2 separate regions of the Mus musculus genome follow, and region 2 is linked to region 1. A link is a loop called in an ENCODE intact Hi-C map of the cell type or tissue named here. Cell type or tissue: left cerebral cortex. All regions are shown on one strand. Links, peaks and the distances in the headings refer to the core of each region. The heading gives the core; the rest is flanking DNA.

Region 1 (9,056 bases), core at 488-8,487:
GCATTTAAACCACTTCTGCCCTCACTCTAAAATGTCCTATAGAAATCCCCAAATACTGTTCCCTTTCGGGTCCACACGAAGTTTGGTGCGTCCGGGAGCAAGCATAAGAATGGAGGTCTACAGCCCGGCAGTGGTGGCACTCGCCTTTAACCCCAGCACTTGGGAGGCAGAGGCAGGGGGATTTCTAAAGTTTAAGGCCAGCCTGGTCTACAGAGTGAGTTCCAGGACAGCCAGGGCTACACAGAGAAACCCTGTCTCGAAAAACCAAAAAAACACCAAAAAAGTATGGAGGCCTACAATCCATCTGCTTAACTAGTTAAAAGTCATAAACCAGGAAACATCTTTAAATCCAGGCGGGATGCCCTGGGCCTGGAACCCCACTCCCTCAAAGGCTGCGGTAAAAGGATAAGAAGAAAGTCAGGGTCCAGCCTGGGAATGGATGTCGCAAAGGTAAACACTGAAGAAGGCTCGGGCTGGGGGCCTCAGGGGAGGGCGACATCGCTGAACGTGGACCCAGCCCTTCGTCTCCATCGCGATGTCTCCCGGAGCCTCCCGCTCGCCCCAACCCCGACAGGACCCTTACCTACCTTCGTCTTCGTCGTCTTCCTCCTCTTCCTCTCCCTCCTCCTCTCCGTCCTCCCACTGCTGCTTCGCCAGCTTCTTCGCCTGCTGTTCGAACCACTGGAGCCGGGGCGGCTTCTCCGTCGGGTCTCGCTCCGGGACGCCCCGTGCGCCCGCCGCCGCCCTCCCGCACTCGTCCGTGGGCACGAAGGGCGCTTTCTTGGGGGACGTGGAGGGCTGGGCCTTGATGGCCTGCTGGATGGCGGCGTTCACGGCGTCCTTGTCGACGCCGTCCGCGCCCAGCCCCTTCTCCAGGTTCTTGGCGTTCAGCAGCTCCACGCGCCGGCTCGCGGCCCGCACCGCCTTCCGCTCCAGCTCGGCGTGCCGCCGGGAGCCGAGGTGGTTCTCGTAGGCGTTGAAGGTGGCGAACTTCTTGCCGCACGCCGTGCAGTAGGTGGCCGCGCCCTTGCTCGCCTCCGCCGCCTCGGCCACCGCGCGCTGCGCCCGCACCCGCTCCTGGAAGCCCTCGGCCGTCACCGGGGCCATGGCGGCCACCTTGCGCCGCAGGTTGTAGCGGTGCCAGTCCGTCTTGTAGTGCGCCCGCTGCAGCTCCGCGTCGCGGAACGCCACCCGGCAGGTGATGCACGTGAGAGCCGCCATCCCCGGGCCCGGAAGACAGAGACGACCCAGCCGAGAACCTTCTAAGCCTGACCGGCCGCCTTCTAGTCCCACAAACGCAGAGAACCTCCTTCGCCCACAGCCAGGAAAAGACACACCAGACACCAGCTTCCGGGCTCTAAGTGAGGGAACTTCCGAGTTCTAAGTGAGGGAACTTCCGACTCGCACAGGAAACTCTTGGCAGCTGGCTTAAGAAGGCCCGCCTGGGTCCCCGGAAATGACGAAGTTTCATGTCGCTCTCTTCGCGCCTGGATCCGCCCTGTCAATCAAAGGTGGGCGTGTGCCTGGAGGATGCCGCTGCCTCCTGAGGGCTTAGCGGTTGTGTCGCTTGCCGTGACGAGGTCAGAGGGATGGGCTTGTGAGGGAAAGAAGGGCGTGGGTGCCTGGGATGGTTCTGGGACTGCTCTTGAGAGATGGATCCCGTCAAGACTGTCTCTCGCGCCTCTGGAAAGGGGGATCAAACGTGGCGACAGCGTGGAACTTCCGGAGGCCAAACCGACCCAAGCTCTTTGCAGCGAAGGGGGCGGTCAGAGCTCTTGAACAGAAAAGATTCCCTGCTGGGAGCCGAAAGTACAGCCTAGCCACTGTCCCACAAAATATAATCCGAGCCACATGTGAGATTTTTAAATCCAAGTAGCCATATAAAAAGTCAAAGTAGAGACTATGCCCGGGCCTAACAAACACAGAAGTGGATGCTCACAGTCAGCTATTGGATGGATCACAGGGCCCCCAGTGGAGGAGCTAGAGAAAGTAACCTTATAGGTGGAACAACAATATGAACTAACCATTACCCCCAGAGCTCGTGTCTCTAGCTGCATATGTATCAGAAGATGGCCTAGTTGGCCATCAGTGGAAAGAGAGGCCCATTGGACTTGCAAACTTTATATGCCCCAGTACAGGGGAACGCCAGGACCAAAAAGTGGGAGTGGATGGGTAGGGGAGTGGGTGGGGGACCGTGTGGGGGACTTTTGGGATAGCATTGGAAATGTAAATGAAATAAATACCTAATAAAAACAAACAAACAAAAAAGTCAAACTAGGTGAAGTTGCTTTTAATGATCGAAATACTCTTTCAGCATCTAAAACTTTAAAAGGATCTATCTGTGATTTTACGCTCCATCGTGGGTACTAAACCTTGGAGACCCTGTGTGTATAACAGCAGCAATTCATATCAGTTCGATTTTTTTTTTCTTGAGACAGGGTTTCTCTGTGTAGCCCTGGCTGTCCTGGAACTCACTCTGTAGACCAGGCTGGCCTCGACCTTCAGAAATCCACCTGCCTCTGCCTCCCAAGTGCTTGGATTAAAGGCGTATGCCACCACTGCCTGGCAAATCCTCTGTTCTATCCCTGCCTTTAACTCACCCTGATTCAATGTCAATTGTTCTAACAGGTTAAGCAAGTATATTTTTGGTATTGTGTTAGAAATCCGTTGCTATGCTATTCTGCCTGAATATCTTTCTGCCAGCTTGCTCCCTTTTGTAAACCTTTGCCCAAATGCCTTTGGGGGGGGGGGGGTTCTAGAGCCTTTTGTCAAAAATAATGCCAGTATTTTTTTTGTGTTGTTGTTGTTTTTGTTATTATTATAATTATATCCCAAATGTTGCCCTCTCCTAGTCCCCTTCACAGAGTTCTTTCCCCTATACTCCCTCCCCTTCACCTCAGAGAGGGTGACCCCCCTCCTGCAAAGCCCCTCCCTGGGGTATCAAGTCTCTAGAGGATTAGGCACATGCTCTGGCACTGAGGCCAAACAATGCAATCCTCTGCTACATACTGCTGCAACACCCCATTTCTTAAGTCCTTACTAGGTATTGCTTTTTATCACTGTTATCTGTTGTGCTATATTGAATCACTAGTATTTAGCATCAAAACATTCAGTTTCTGCAAGGCAAGCGTGCCCGAGTTAGGTGGTTCTTATGTACTCTCACATGAGTTCATGGTGAACCTGTGGCGAAGGCTGAAGTAACCTGAAGGGTTAGTATTTTACCATGGCTGGAGGAGTCTCATCAGAGAAGACTCGCTTGGCTAATAGTAAGAGATGTTCTTTCCTTGTCAATTGAATCTCCCCATAGTAATATTTGTCTTCATAGGGTGGCAGTTAGCTTCCCTTTTGCCTGTGCAGTTCTGGTGTTGACTAAGTACTTTATTTATTTATTTATTTATTTTGGTTTTTTGAGACAGGGTTTCTCTGTATAGCCCTGGCTGTCCTGGAGCTCACTTTGTAGACCAGGCTGGCCTCGAACTCCGAAATCCACCTGCCTCTGCCTCCCAAGTGCTGGGATTAAAGGCGTTCGCCACCACACCCGGCTCCCTGACTAAGTACTTTTACAGTATTCTCAGCTCATCTAATGTGAAAGGCCTGGTCAGAAGTCCATGAAGAACAGCGGAGTGGGGCCAGGTGGACTTTATGGATTGCTTTGAGAGAGCAGCTACTACTAGTGTTTGTTATTTTCTCCCAGGCTTAGCAATGGAAGTCCTGCATCCAGGGAAACCTTATAATTATGCACAAATCAGAAGGCCTAGTCATACATCATGTTAGTCATCTTGAGTATAAGTTCCGTGAAAACAGGCTTCCCTTTCATGGCCCCATACCCAACACTAGAATAATACCAGGGCAGAGTCTATTCAGTGTTTCTTAAAACTGCGATTTTGTAGTGCAAAGGTAAAATCTCATTTTTTTTCTTTGTTGCAGAAAGTTTTTATTTCGAGATTATATAGAAATTTTGGAATAACTTTCTAAACATCTCATTTTGAGAAATATATCTAGTATTCCTCACCAGCTGAAGTGAGCAAAATATATGTATTTTCAAGTCTCCATGAAAAGCAGAAATTAGCTATATAAAGAAAAGCATTTCTAGATTTTTTTTTCCTATTTGATTTTGCATTTGTTGCTATCCTTGATTTCCTCTCTGCTTGCTCTTGTTTATTTTCACAATCCTATTTAGCATCTTCGGCTTCTCAGTACCCTTTACTTTTCCTCTTCAGAGCACCACTGCTCCCTCCATTGATTCTGTAGTGAACTCGAGAGAACAGACTGTGGTCAGTCTAGTTTGTCCTCTGCTAGGGGTGTAGCCTTAGTCTATTTACCACTTGTTAATTATGCTTGCTATTATTTAGATATGGTATATCCCTTAAAGGTTCTAGGGCCAGAATTTTGTTCCCCAGTGTAACAGTGTTGGAAGGCAATGGAACACTTAAGAGGTAATTAAGTCATAGGAGCTTTACCTTAATGAGTGGATTCATGTTTTTGTCAAGAAACTAGTATTAGATGGGTCACTACAAGAGTTGACCAAAGCCTCATCAGATCCTTCCTACTACAAAAGGCTATACTCAACAAAACTGGAAAACCTGGATGAAATGGACAATTTCCTAGACAGATACCAGGTACCAAAGTTAAATCAGGATCAGATTAACGATCTTAACAGTCCCATCTCCCCTAAAGAAATAGAAGCAGTCATTAATAGTCTTCCAACCAAAAAAAGCCCAGGACCAGATGGGTTTAGTGCAGAGTTCTATCAGACCTTCAAAGAAGACCTAATTTCAATTCTCCTCAAACTATTCCACAAAATAGAAACAGAAGGTATTCTACCCAATTCACTCTGATACCTAAACCACATAAAGACCCAACAAAGAGAACTTCAGACCAATTTCCCTTATGAATACCAATGCAAAAATACTCAATAAAATTCTCGGAAACCGAATCCAAGAACACATGAAAATGATCATCCATCGTGATCAAGTAGGCTTCATCCCAGGGATACAGGGAATATTTAATATACAGAAATTCATCAATGTAATCCACTATATAAACAAACTCAAAGACAAAAAAAAAAACACATGATCATCTCATTAGATGCTGAGAAAGCATTTGACAAAATCCAACACCCATTCATGATAAAAGTCTTGGAAAGATCAGGAAGTCAAGGCCCATACCTAAACATCAATAAATTCCTTTACTATTTAGAGACTACCCATAAATTCTGTTGACTCTTGAGAACCCTGATTAATACAGAAGTTGGTAAAAGCAATATACAGCTAACCAGTAGCCAACAATAAACTAAATGGAAAGAAACTTGAAGCAATCCCACTAAAATCTGGGACTAGGCAAGGCTGCCCACTTTCTCCCTACCTATTCAATATAGTACTTGAAGTCCTAGCCAGAGCAATTAGATGACAAAAGGAGATCAGGGGGATACAAATTGGAAAGGAAGAAGTCAAAATATCACTATTTGCAGATGATATGATAGTATATATAAGTAACCCTAAAAATTCCACTGGAGAACTCTTAAACCTGATAAACAGCTTCAGCTGGATATAAAATTAACTCAGTCAGTGGCTTTTCTCTACACAAAGGATAAACAGGCTGAGAAAGAAATTAGGGAAACAACACCCTTCACAATAGTCACAAATAATATAAAATACCTTGGTGTGACTCTTAACTAAGGAAGTGAAAGATCTGTATGATAAGAACTTCAATCTCTGAAGAAAGAAATCGAAGAAGATCTCAGAAGATGGAAAGATCTCCATGCTCATGGATTGGCAGGATTAATATAGTAAAAATGGCTATCTTGCCGAAAGCAATCTACATTCAATGCAATCCCCATGTAGTGGATATTCCTGGTTGTCAACTTGACTATATCTGGAAGGAACTACAATCCAGAATTGGAAGGCTCACCAATGACTGCAATCTGGAGACTGGGAGATAGAAGTTTCTGGCCTGGATCTTGGTATGGAGATCTTGAGGCCTAGTGGCTATTGACTCCAGAAGATTAAGACCGGGAGATCTCCAAGTTCAAGGTCATCTGGGATTAAAGGTGTGGTAGCACACACCTTTAATCTGGGCTATACCTTCTGCTGGAGACTATACATTGGAAGAAGGAAGGCTCTCTCTCACTCCTTTGCCTGCTTGTCATGTTGGACTGAGCAACTGCTAGATCCTTGGACTTCCATTCACAGCTGCTACTGACCATTGTTGGGAGTTTGACTGCAGACTGTAAGTCATCAATAAATTCCTTTACTATTTAGAGACTACCCATAAATTCTGTTGACTCTTGAGAACCCTGATTAATACAGAAGTTGGTACCAGGGGTGGGGTATTCCTGTGACAACCTGACCATGTTTTGGGGATGACTGTGGAAGGACTTTGGAACTTTGGAACTTCCCTTGGTGATGAACAGCAGTATGGAACTGTAAGCTGAAGAAACCCTTTCTTCCCCAACTTGCTTTTTGGTCATGATGTTTGTGCAGGAATAGAAACTCTAAGACACCCCATCAAAATTCCAACTCAATTCTTCACAGAATTAGAAAGGGCAGTTTGCAAATTCATCTGGAATAACAAAAAACCTAGAATAGCAAAAACTGTTCTCAACAATAAAAGAACCTCTGGTGGAATCACCATGCCTGACCTCAAGCCGTACTACAGATCAATTGTGATAAAAACTGCATGGTACTGGTACAGCGACAGACAGGTAGATCAATGGAATAGAATTGAAGACCCAGAAAAGAACCCACACACCTATGGTCACTTGATCTTTGACAAAGGAGCTAAAACCATCAAGTGGGAAAAAAGCATTCAAAACAAATGGTGCTGGCACAACTGGTGGTTATCATGTAGAAGAATGCGAATTGATCCATTCCTATCTCCTTGTACAAAGCTCAAGTCTAAGTGGATCAAGGAACTCCACATAAAACCAGAGACACTAAAACTTACAGAGTAGAAAGTGGGGAAAAGCCTTGAAAATATGAGCACAGGGGAAAAATTCCTGAACAGAACAGCAATGGCTTGTGCTGTAAGATCAAGAATCGACAAATGGTACCTCATAAGATTGCAAAGCTTTTCTAAGGCAAAAGACACTGTCAATAAGACAAAAAGGCCATCAACAGATTAGGAAAGGATCTTTACCAATCCTAAATCCGATAGGGGACTAATATCTAATACAAAGAACTCAAGAAGCTGGACACTAGAAAATCAAATAACCCTATTTAAAAATGGGGTACAGAGCTAAACAAAGAATTCTCAACTGAGGAATACCAAATGGCAGAGAAGCACCTGAAAAAATGTTCAACATCCTTAATCATCAAGGAAATGCAGATCAAAACAATCCTAAGATTCCACCTCACACCAGTCAGAATGGCTAAGATCAAAATTTCAGGTGACAGCAGATGCTGGCGAAGATGTGGTGAAAGAGGAACATTCCTCCATTGCTGGTGGGATTGCAAGCTGGTACAACTACTCTGGAAATCAGTCTGGCAGTTCTTCAGAAAATTAGACATAGTAATACCAGAAGATCAAGCAGTATCTCTCCTGGGCATATACCCAGAAGATTTTCCAACTGGTAATAAGGACACATGCTCCACTATGTTCATAGCAGCCTTATTTATAATAGCCAGAAGCTGGAAAGAACCCAGATGTCCCTCAACAGAGGAATGGATACAGAAAATGTGGTACATTTACACAGTGGAGTACTACTCAGATATTAAAAACAATAAATTTATGAAATTCTTAGGTAAATGTATGGATCTGAAGGATATCATCCTGAGTGAGGTAACCCAATCACAAAAGAACTCACATAATATGCACTCACTGATAAGTGGATATTAGCCCCAAAACTTAAAATACTCAAGATACAATTTGCAAAACACATGAAACCCAAGAAGAAGGAAGACCAAAGTGTGGATACTTCATTCTTCCTTAGAATGGGAAACAAAATGCCCATGGAGGGAATTACATAGACAAAGTTTGGAGCTGAGATGGAAGGAAGAACCATCCAGAGACTGCTCCACCCTGGGAACCATCCCATAAACAGCCACCAATCCCAGACACTATTGCATATGACAGCAAGATTTTGCTGACAGGATCGTGATATAGCTGTCTCTTGTGAGGCTATGCCAGTGCCTGGCAAATACAGAAGTGGATGCTCACAGTCATCTATTAGATGGAACACAGGGCCCCCAATGGAGGAGCTAGAGAAAGTACCCAAGGAGCTGAAGGGGTCTGCAACCCTATAGGAGGAACAACAATATGAACTAACCAGTACCCCGGAGCTCTGGACTCTAGCTGCATATGTAGCAGAAGATGGCCTAGTCGGCCATCATTGGGAGGAGAGGCCCTTGGTCTTGCAAAGATTATATGCCCCGGTACAGGGGAATGCTAGGGCCAGGAAGGGGGAGTCGGTGGGTTGGGGAACAGGGTGGGTGGAGGGTATAGGGGACATTCGGGATAGCGTTTGAAATGTAAATGAAGAAAATATCCAATTAAAAATATAAAAAAGAGAGTTGCCCATTGAACCTTAGTCAGCCTCCCCCATGACCATGTGATACCTAGCTTCCACATACATCCACTTTAACTTCTAATTTTCTTCCACATGTGGTCCAGCAGTTCATCCATCAGTGCCAACTCAATAGATGTCAATTCCATACTCTTGGACCTCTAGAACTGAGAACCTAATCAATTTATTTATAAACTTACCAGCCTCGGGAGTTCTGTTATTGAAGCAAGAAGTAGACTAAGTCATCTATGAAATGTAGGATCTTGAAGATTAAACAGAATACTGTTACTTAGGCTACCATAGAGGGACAGGTAGTGTAAAGGTTTGTAGTCCTATCTAGTCTTTTTCAGGCCCTTTGGGTTGGCTGCAATATACAAGCAACCAATCACAATATGCAAATGAAAAGCTCAGGTATAGTCTAGTAAAAGTTTATTTACAAGTTCTGTAATTTAAAATACAGATAGACTAATGGCTTGTGCCTAAAATCCCAGCACTTAGGTGGCTGAGGCAGGCAGATTGCCATGAATTTAAGACCTGCCTGTGCTAAGAGAAT
Region 2 (8,000 bases), core at 1-8,000, 1.6 Mb before region 1:
GATTGGATATGATTTGAGATATGCTATAGCGTTATTTTTACTACATTTGAGGGAGATTGGTTATGAGTGTAAGTCCTAGGCAGCCTACAGGTGAATTATGAACTTGGGGTTTGGCTCTAGTAGCTCAGCTGTTCTGATTTCTTTTTAATAAGCTCACCGCATTTCACAGGGGAAAGGACTGGGGAAGAGGGACACCCAAACCACATGTATACACTGCCTCCTGCACAAGCCCCAAGGGATGGTCACTGTAAAGCTGGGAGTCCCATTTGAAGAGGCCTGACATTAGACCAGAGTAACTGACCTTGTGCAGGTTCCCCGGCTGCTCACATCACAGGCCTCCTTTGCTCCATCTTCCCTTCCCTTCATCCTTTCATGTGGGGAACCCTTAGACAGTCATACCACGCTATCCTCCTCAAGGGCGTGACCAAACCGGAAGTGGTTAGGGAAGTCACAGACTACCCCGTGCGCCTTCTCAGTCTACTTGAGGATGGGACTGGGGTTTACTCTGAGATTGATGCTGGGTATGCTCTTGTATGGAGGCATACCAGTCGTCTGGGAAGCCCGATGAAATTGAGTGCAAACTTGTGTTTCTAAGCTAAGGTATTCTTCAAGGGTCTGCGAGCACACTCCTCTATGTGTTAGGCTGTTTGCAGGGATTGTCAACCCTCGTTTATGCTGTTTTCTGTCCTTGCCCAGCCTAGCTTCCAGAGTGGGGTAAGAAGGCGTGTAGCTGTGGGGATGTAGTGGACTCCCTCTCCTTTCCTCACGCAAGGAAGACCCCGCTTGAGGAGTCACCCAGGATGTTTCCAGACCTCCTTGTTGCAGGCAGCTGTGTTGTCCTTATGCGCTTCTGGAAGTCACATGGAGCAGGATGAGCTGACATGGAAAGTCCACTTGCAGAAGTGGGTGGAATTTTGGCCTAGGTGCTGGTACTTTCCTGTATGTGTTCTGTTGTTTATCCTCTCTGCAGTCACCAGACTAGACAAAGGCTAGGCCTAGTGGTCTTTACGTTTCTGGGTCTGGGTAGGAAGATGTGTGGTGTCACATTGGTTGACTCCACCTTACCAATACTGCAGAGAGGGCTGGAAAAATGGCTAGTGGTTAAGAGTCCTTGCCGCCCTTGTGTAGGACCTGGTTTAGGCTCTCACTCAGCACTTACAGTTACCACCCGTAACTCCAGTACCAGAGGATCCCGCCCCCTCTTCTGGCCTCAGGATCTAGGCACACGAATGGCATACAGATATGCATTCAGGGAAGCAGTCATGCACATAAAGTAGTAAATACCAAAATAAATGCTGCTTTTTAATAACAAGAAAACAGTAGTGTTTGTAAGCTGTGCATAGACGTTAGAATTGGTTGTTTTCATTTCATGTCTTGAATCAGAAATTGAAAATATGGCTTCATAGAAATCTGTTTCACTGACCTCTGCCTTTAATTTTACAGTTTTCTTGGAAATAGTATAATTTTGTTTGCACTAGTAAGCATTTGCAAACAAGTCTTAGCTGGATTTAGTACTTCTTTCCTGTAATGCCAGCACTCCAAAGGCAGAGTTGGAGAAGGATCAGGAGTTCAAGGCTGGCCTAGCTCAATCTCCCTCCCACAACACACAGACACACACACATACACACACACACACACACACACACACACACTCTTACCTTTAAAATTTGTTGATATGGAAATCTGTGAGCAAAGGAAGAGGTACTAGTTATAATTTAGCATGTACTGGAGCTTACTCAGTTTGGCATGTTGGATTCAGAATAGAGTAGTCTAGCTCATGAGAAAATGGGTAAATAGTATTTATTGGGAACTTGAAAACAGATCCTTTCAAATAATGCCAGGATGCGAAACTAGGAAATTTCTAGTTAGGAGTTATTATCATTTTGGTTTAAAATTTAACTGTACAGTTGAAGTGTAACTAGCATGTCTGGACATGGAGTCATTTCTCACCCTACTGTTTTTTGGCTGTCATGGTTTAGGAGAGAAGTCTTTGCTGTGGTGATCATCTGAGTCTGAGGTCCTTCCCAGAGTGGACATGTCTTTCCCAGTAAAAGTTGCCATTCTTTCAGCTCTGTCAGCATTGATGACTTTATCTTAATATTGCCCCCTTCCTTGCATTGTTTCATTATCTTTCCCTCCCATTACAAAAGAGCTCAGCCCTCCACCAGCTCCACATTCCCAGCGTGGCCAACGCCGCTTTGCAGTTGTTGGCGGCACAGCATTTGTCAGTTCAAGACAGTAGAGCAAAGCAAACCTGCACTTCAGCCCCAAGACACAAGTTCAGTGAAGCCATTGTCGTTTTTTACTTTCCAGTGGGTGAGAGCCAGAGGCTGGGGCATGCTAGCCACGTGCTCCGTCCCTAGGGTTCTCTACGCATAGTTTTTCCCCTGTTCCTTTCTGGTTTCCTTAGGTGGATGCACAGTTCATCCTGGCTCTCACATGCTTTCCTTTCTGACTGTGTGGATCTCCATGACTTAAAGGTGGCCATCTGTTCTCCCAGGACGCACAGCTTTGGGCTCAAATTCGAAGTCTCACATTGCGGCTCACCTTTGGTGGCCAGTGACATTAACAAAATACTGGTGCAAGGATCTGGGTGAAATGTATGGTTGCCGAAGTGATGGCTTCTGCTCGGCTCCTCTTGTGAGAACCGCGTCCTGAGTCACTGCTCTTCCTGCCCGCCCACCGAGTCGGTGCTGCTCTGTCTTGCTGTGCACGCAGCTCTCCTGCCTGTTCTGCTCTTCCCTTCTTCTGGTTCTTTTCCTGTTGCCCTGTGTGAGCATTTGTCTTTGTAAAGTGACCATTTGGATTGCCCTCTCTGGGCACTGGGTTGTGAGGAAGATGAGGGGAGCCAAAAGCTCATCCAGGCTAGCCACAGAATTTGCCTGCAATGCAAATTTATCACAGGCGGTTAGGAGTTAGCTGGAAGAGGAACCGCAGCTCACACAGCCTTCTCACTTAAGCTGAGAAAAGTGAGGGCGAGATTGGGGAAGTGTCATCTGAAGACAGCTTCTGAGAATTTAAATATATTAAGAAAGTGATTTGTTTCAATGACTATTTTAGAGGGTCAGAATTCCTCTGATAGGCGTCATTGTTGGTTGACAGAAAGCTGTTATTAAGTTTATGAGAGAAGGATGAGAACATGTGGTCATATTTTATTTTTGGCCTTTGATCTGTGGTCCCCATGCATCTGTTTGCTTTCCACTTGGGCACAAGCTCTCTGAGTGACATCATGCCTTTTGCTTGAAATGTCACTGCATCATATGATACTTGCTCTCTTACCATCATACTGCTAACACTGTACATACACACTAGAGAGAAGAAAGCTGAGCAATGACCACTGGGCAGATTTTCCATTAGTACTCTCCACATTGGATATATGAAAATTAATAGTAGCCAGCTTTTTTGAGTACTTGTTACTTTAAACCTGTCTCTCTCACAGCAATCCTGTGAAGTAAATACTCCAGGAACTGCTGCACGTAGAGGTAATGAGGACTAGGATACAGAGCAGCTATCTTCTCTCAGTCTGACTGGGTACCCACAGTAACTGTTGCTCTCTGTAGAGTGTGTGCCACAAAGCACATGTCAGGATGTGTTAGCAAAGAGGCGGGTCACGATTCTGAATCCGCTGGGACAAGAGAATGCCTGGAGCGAGTCCCTGTAAAACATGTAGGGTAGTTGTGAGTAACTGTTTGGGTTGAACTCTGAGTAGTGCATAGGAGAATAATCAGAGCTGTGCTGGAGGGAAGGGGTGGGTAAGGCGCATTCATATATATTTACATATATATGTAAATGACAAGGTCTTGCTATAGTCCAGGCTGGTTTTGATATCAAGATCTCCATCCACAGCTTCTTGAGTACTGGGATTATAAGCATGTACCACCACGTCTGCAAGGGGCAGATTTAGACATTTGTTCTCTCATACGTGGGAAACACTGGATGAGTTCATGAGGTTCTGGTTAGATTCACTCTTACCTCCGTTCTTTGTCTTTCTCTCCTGAGACTCTGGTCTTCCTCCCAGCTCTGTCTGCTAGGCCATGTCCAAGAAGGAAGAGATCAGAAGCAGGAGTACCTTGCTTACTTGGTTAGTTATATCTGAGCCTGGCACCTCTGCCTTCCTGGATTCCATTGTGTTTGAAGCTCCTCTTTCTTCCGTCTGCTGGGAGGATGGAGCAGTGTCATGGGAAGTACAGGGAGATGGAAGTCTGCACACTCCTAGTGTGGCCTCTCCTGATTTTAAGCTCAGTGTGTTGCTATTCCTTCAGATGAACTTGCTTCTTCTAGTTCCTGAGCCTCAGACTCCCTAGCTTGCCTTGCATAGCTGCCTTTCCAGCTATCCCAGAACTTCCTTGTTTGTACCATTTCCCCTCTGCTCCCTTCTGGTCTTTCACATACACAGTTTGTGTTCTGTCCCCTTTATTGTCATTTTGGGGTGAATATTATTTTCAAGGTGCTGGGATTAATACTAAAGTTGGCACATGCAGGGCAGCTCTAGCCAAGCCTCTAAATTTTTAAGGAAAGGGAGGTGTTTTCAAAGTGGGAGCCACATTCATTATCTTTGCCTGGAATTTTACCCTCTTCCTAATACTTACTAGTTACTGAAGACACCTTGGGAAGTGGATATATTCTTAAAGATGTTGTTCATTAGTAGTAGTCATTAAACTATGTGGGAACATAGTGTCATCTGGGTGGTTGGCTGGTGGCTGGTGAGGGAACAAGAGAATCTTTGAGGAAGATTTTTAGCTTATGGGGCTTTGTAATGATTCTCTCTTTTCATGTTCAGAGTTAGTTGCCGTCAGATTTACTCGTAATATGTTATAAAAGTGGGCATTCTGTGTAAATGCTGTGTACACAGCACTTGTTTTTGTTCTCAGCACATGGAGGAGCCATTCAGGAGAGTCCCTGACTTGGATGCATGCCTGTAGATTTTAGTTCGGTTGACCTTGGAGTCATGTAAAATCTCCATGTCATAGCATTTCGTAAGCAGCTGTATATTGTCACACAGTGGGAAATGTCAGTGCAACAAGAGTTTGAAAATATCTACTTTGGTGTGATTTCAGCGAGGAGGACATGTACCGTGCTGCAGATGAAATAGAAAAGGAGAAAGAATTGCTAATACATGAAAGAGGGATATCAGGTATGTGTGGAACTGTTTTGTCTGTAGACTTTCTTGTCATAGATAACTAGTTAGATCAGCACGCCCGCGTTCATGAAATGCGGCCTGTAATTCCTACAAGTCCTCTCATACATCCAGTCTCTTCTACACGAACTACTCACTTGGCTGAAATAGACGTAGGGAAGACTCTGCCCCGCGTCTCTTTAGTCTGCCGTCTCTCAGCTTGGCTCTTTACATCCTTAGAAGAGTTTGGATTTGAACACATTGGTCATTTTCAGTTGCAAGATGTTTTGAGAAGTTAGCCGTACACTTATCCTTGACGAGGGCCCGGTGCCTCTAATGACTGTGGCACAATGACCATGTGCTTGAGAACGCCGGCCACTGTGTGGCTCTGCCGTCTGTAGCTCTTCCAGCTTGCTCTTCTCATTCCTGGTGTGACTCCAAGTGAAGTGTGGCCTTCCTCTGCAGGTCGGCCTGTGCAGAGGCTGAGGAGAGATCTCCACAGAGTGCCTATGAATGAATGGAACTCTCACTGCTTGTGTGATTCTCATGCTCTGCCTCTCTATTAGAATGGCTTCTGTCCCTGTGGCTAACAAAAGTGTTATTGTAATTAGGATACGTACGGTTTGGTAATGGTTTCTGATTCTTCCTCCAGAGCTGATCCCTATGAAGCAGCAGGGATGTTTTGTAGTGACCCTCCTTAGAACTTCATAGGATGCTCAGTCTTCATGGCTGCCTTGCTCCAAATCACTCGGCTTACATAGCATCGTTTGATAATGCTGTAGACCCTCTGTTTTCCTCTTCCACCTCCGGGGCTCGGTTTTGATTTGACCCACCCTCCCTCTTTCTTTCTTTCTTTCTTTCTTTCCTTCTTTCCTTCTTTCTTTCTTTCTTTCTTTCTTTCTTTCTTTCTTTCTTTCTTTCTCTCTCTCTCTCTCTCTTTCCTTTTTTTTTTTTTTTTTTTTCTCGAGACAGGGTTTCTCTGTTCCCTTGGCTGTCCTGGAACTCACTCTGTAGACCAGGCTGGCCTTGAACTCAGAGATCTGCCTGCCTCTGCCTCCTGAGTGCTGGGATTAAAGGCGTGCACCATCACCTCCTGGCTGACTTTCTTTTGTCCAGCATTGTTCCCACACAGTGCCCAACTATTTAGTGAGTTTGGTGAAGTGTGTTTTCAGTCTCACGGTACTCCTCATAGCTCACTGCCCTTCCTCAGTGTCCTGTAGGCGCTCTGCCTCCTCCATGGCAGGGCACAGTGCTTACTGCGACCTGTAAGAAAGCTCTCATGCTTTTGTAGGTGAATTTAGCTCAGTGAAGGCTTTCCACACCTTGACCTGTCCAGTTTTGTAAATGCAGTTCTTTTGGAACTTATAAGCTTATGTTTGATTTGGGAGCTTTCATGCAAACTGAGGAGTTGCCAAACCATGTGCCCCTAAAACCCTGGTGATTTTCTACCAGACCCATTGTAGAAGAAGTTTGAGATCCCAGTGCTAGTCTGTCCTGAATGTTCCAGGTTCCTGGAGGAGTCCCAGTTTGTTTCTTATCCTTTGAGGTCTGATTATTGTATTTGTCACGTATGTGGTGCTTGCTTATCTGACTGCCTGTTTTCCACTCTTGAGGTTTTTTTTTTTTTACTTCCCTTACTTATTATTGTTGTTGTTGTTATTATTATTATTATTATTATTATTTTCTTTTCTTGGTTTTGTCAAAAGAACTAGTCTTCTTCCTTGAAGCAGCAATGGAAGCCTGTGTAGTTTAGTTAGATGGAGGGAGTTGTGCTCAGTGGGCTGACGAGGTCAAACACTGCCTCCTCCTGTGCCTCCATCCCCTAGCTTAGTCAGCATGTGGGACCTGCTGTGCCTCCCAGACACAGAAGCCTGCTGGGATTCAGGTAACATTATGTTGTAGCTATGCAAGTACTTAAGTTCTCCAAGCCTCTTACCTTATGCTGACCTCTGATTCAGGACAGGATCGGGCTTCTGGCTTGTTCTCCAGCTTTTATAAGACCCCTGGGCCAGCCTTAACCCTGTGATCTGAGATGGTAGGACTCCCCAGCCTTGCCCAGGGGTCAGTCTTAGTGTGTCTGCAAGTGAGGACAGCAGTGGAGGAGACAGGAAGGAAGACTTATTGTCTGGAAGCCCGTCCTCTGCTGGTGAAGTACCTTCTTCCCAGGCGTACAGCCCTCCCTGACAAGAACTGATGGCCCAGAAGGGTCCTGACTGTGTAATAGCAGTTCTTCCTGTCTGGGGGGCATGTGAGTGGGGAGGCAGATACATGTGAGTACTTCCTTATTCTAAGTAGCCTCCTAAACATTATCTCTTGAATTTCACAGAGTAACAGTGGTTGTTTTCATGTCTAGGTTAATCACTATGTACTACACACAGAACTCTGTCTGTGCATGGATTATGCAACCTTTTGTAAAAGGTTGTTTTTTTTTTTTCTTTGAGAAATGAACAATGAGGTGGTTTTTTTGAATAAGCAGTTTTTACAGTTTACTTTAAAACAAATTGTACTCCCTAAACTCTAGGGAGGCTTCGGTGTTCCTGGGTCAGTGGCTTCCACCATGCTCTGGCTTGTAAGTGCTTGTGGTCCTTTCCTCTTCCATCTCTGATGCCCACTGGGGCGGAGTCCTGGCCTCATTCCCTCTCAGCTCCATTCCTGGCACAGTGCTTGGCACGGTTAGACCTTCAGGGACTATTTGTTGAATTGAGTGAAACACGTATGTACAAGACATGTAGACTCTATGTGTTCTAGGTTCATTTCCTAAAACAATTGCTAATATCTCTATCCTCAAAAGTTTTAAAAAGGAGCCAAGATGAACCTGAAAATTGCCTAATTTCTTTTTGAAATCACAAATTGTCATATGCATACATATACATAATCATAGGCA

The links. A loop is a pair of places that touch in the nucleus more often than their neighbours do. Peaks named below come from ENCODE experiments on the same cell type or tissue, not always from the same donor. Only the 100,000 strongest peaks of a DNase experiment are listed, where the experiment ranks them.
Region 2: a loop joins it to region 1, with 9 times the contacts of the local background. A loop is called at or near these places in 4 of 42 quality-filtered maps.

Annotation. Positions count from the first base shown.
Region 1 is chr15:25,976,715-25,985,770 of GRCm38, reverse strand. Zfp622 (zinc finger protein 622) reads right to left here and starts at 1,405. Exons shown (of 6, transcript NM_144523.3): 1 at 588-1,405. The coding sequence starts at 1,221. In left cerebral cortex, for the core only: no CTCF peak of the experiment used is centred there; DNase peaks (open chromatin) are centred at 1,478 and 3,600; H3K4me3 peaks cover 1,569 bases; H3K27ac peaks cover 1,324 bases.
Region 2 is chr15:27,620,416-27,628,415 of GRCm38, reverse strand. It overlaps Otulin (OTU deubiquitinase with linear linkage specificity), which reads left to right. Exons shown (of 7, transcript NM_001013792.2): 2 at 5,058-5,134. Among named protein-coding and RNA genes, the nearest start is that of Otulin, 6.3 kb to the left of the region's middle. In left cerebral cortex, for the core only: a CTCF peak has its summit at 7,267; DNase peaks (open chromatin) are centred at 2,709, 2,912, 3,200 and 3,507; H3K27ac peaks cover 1,542 bases.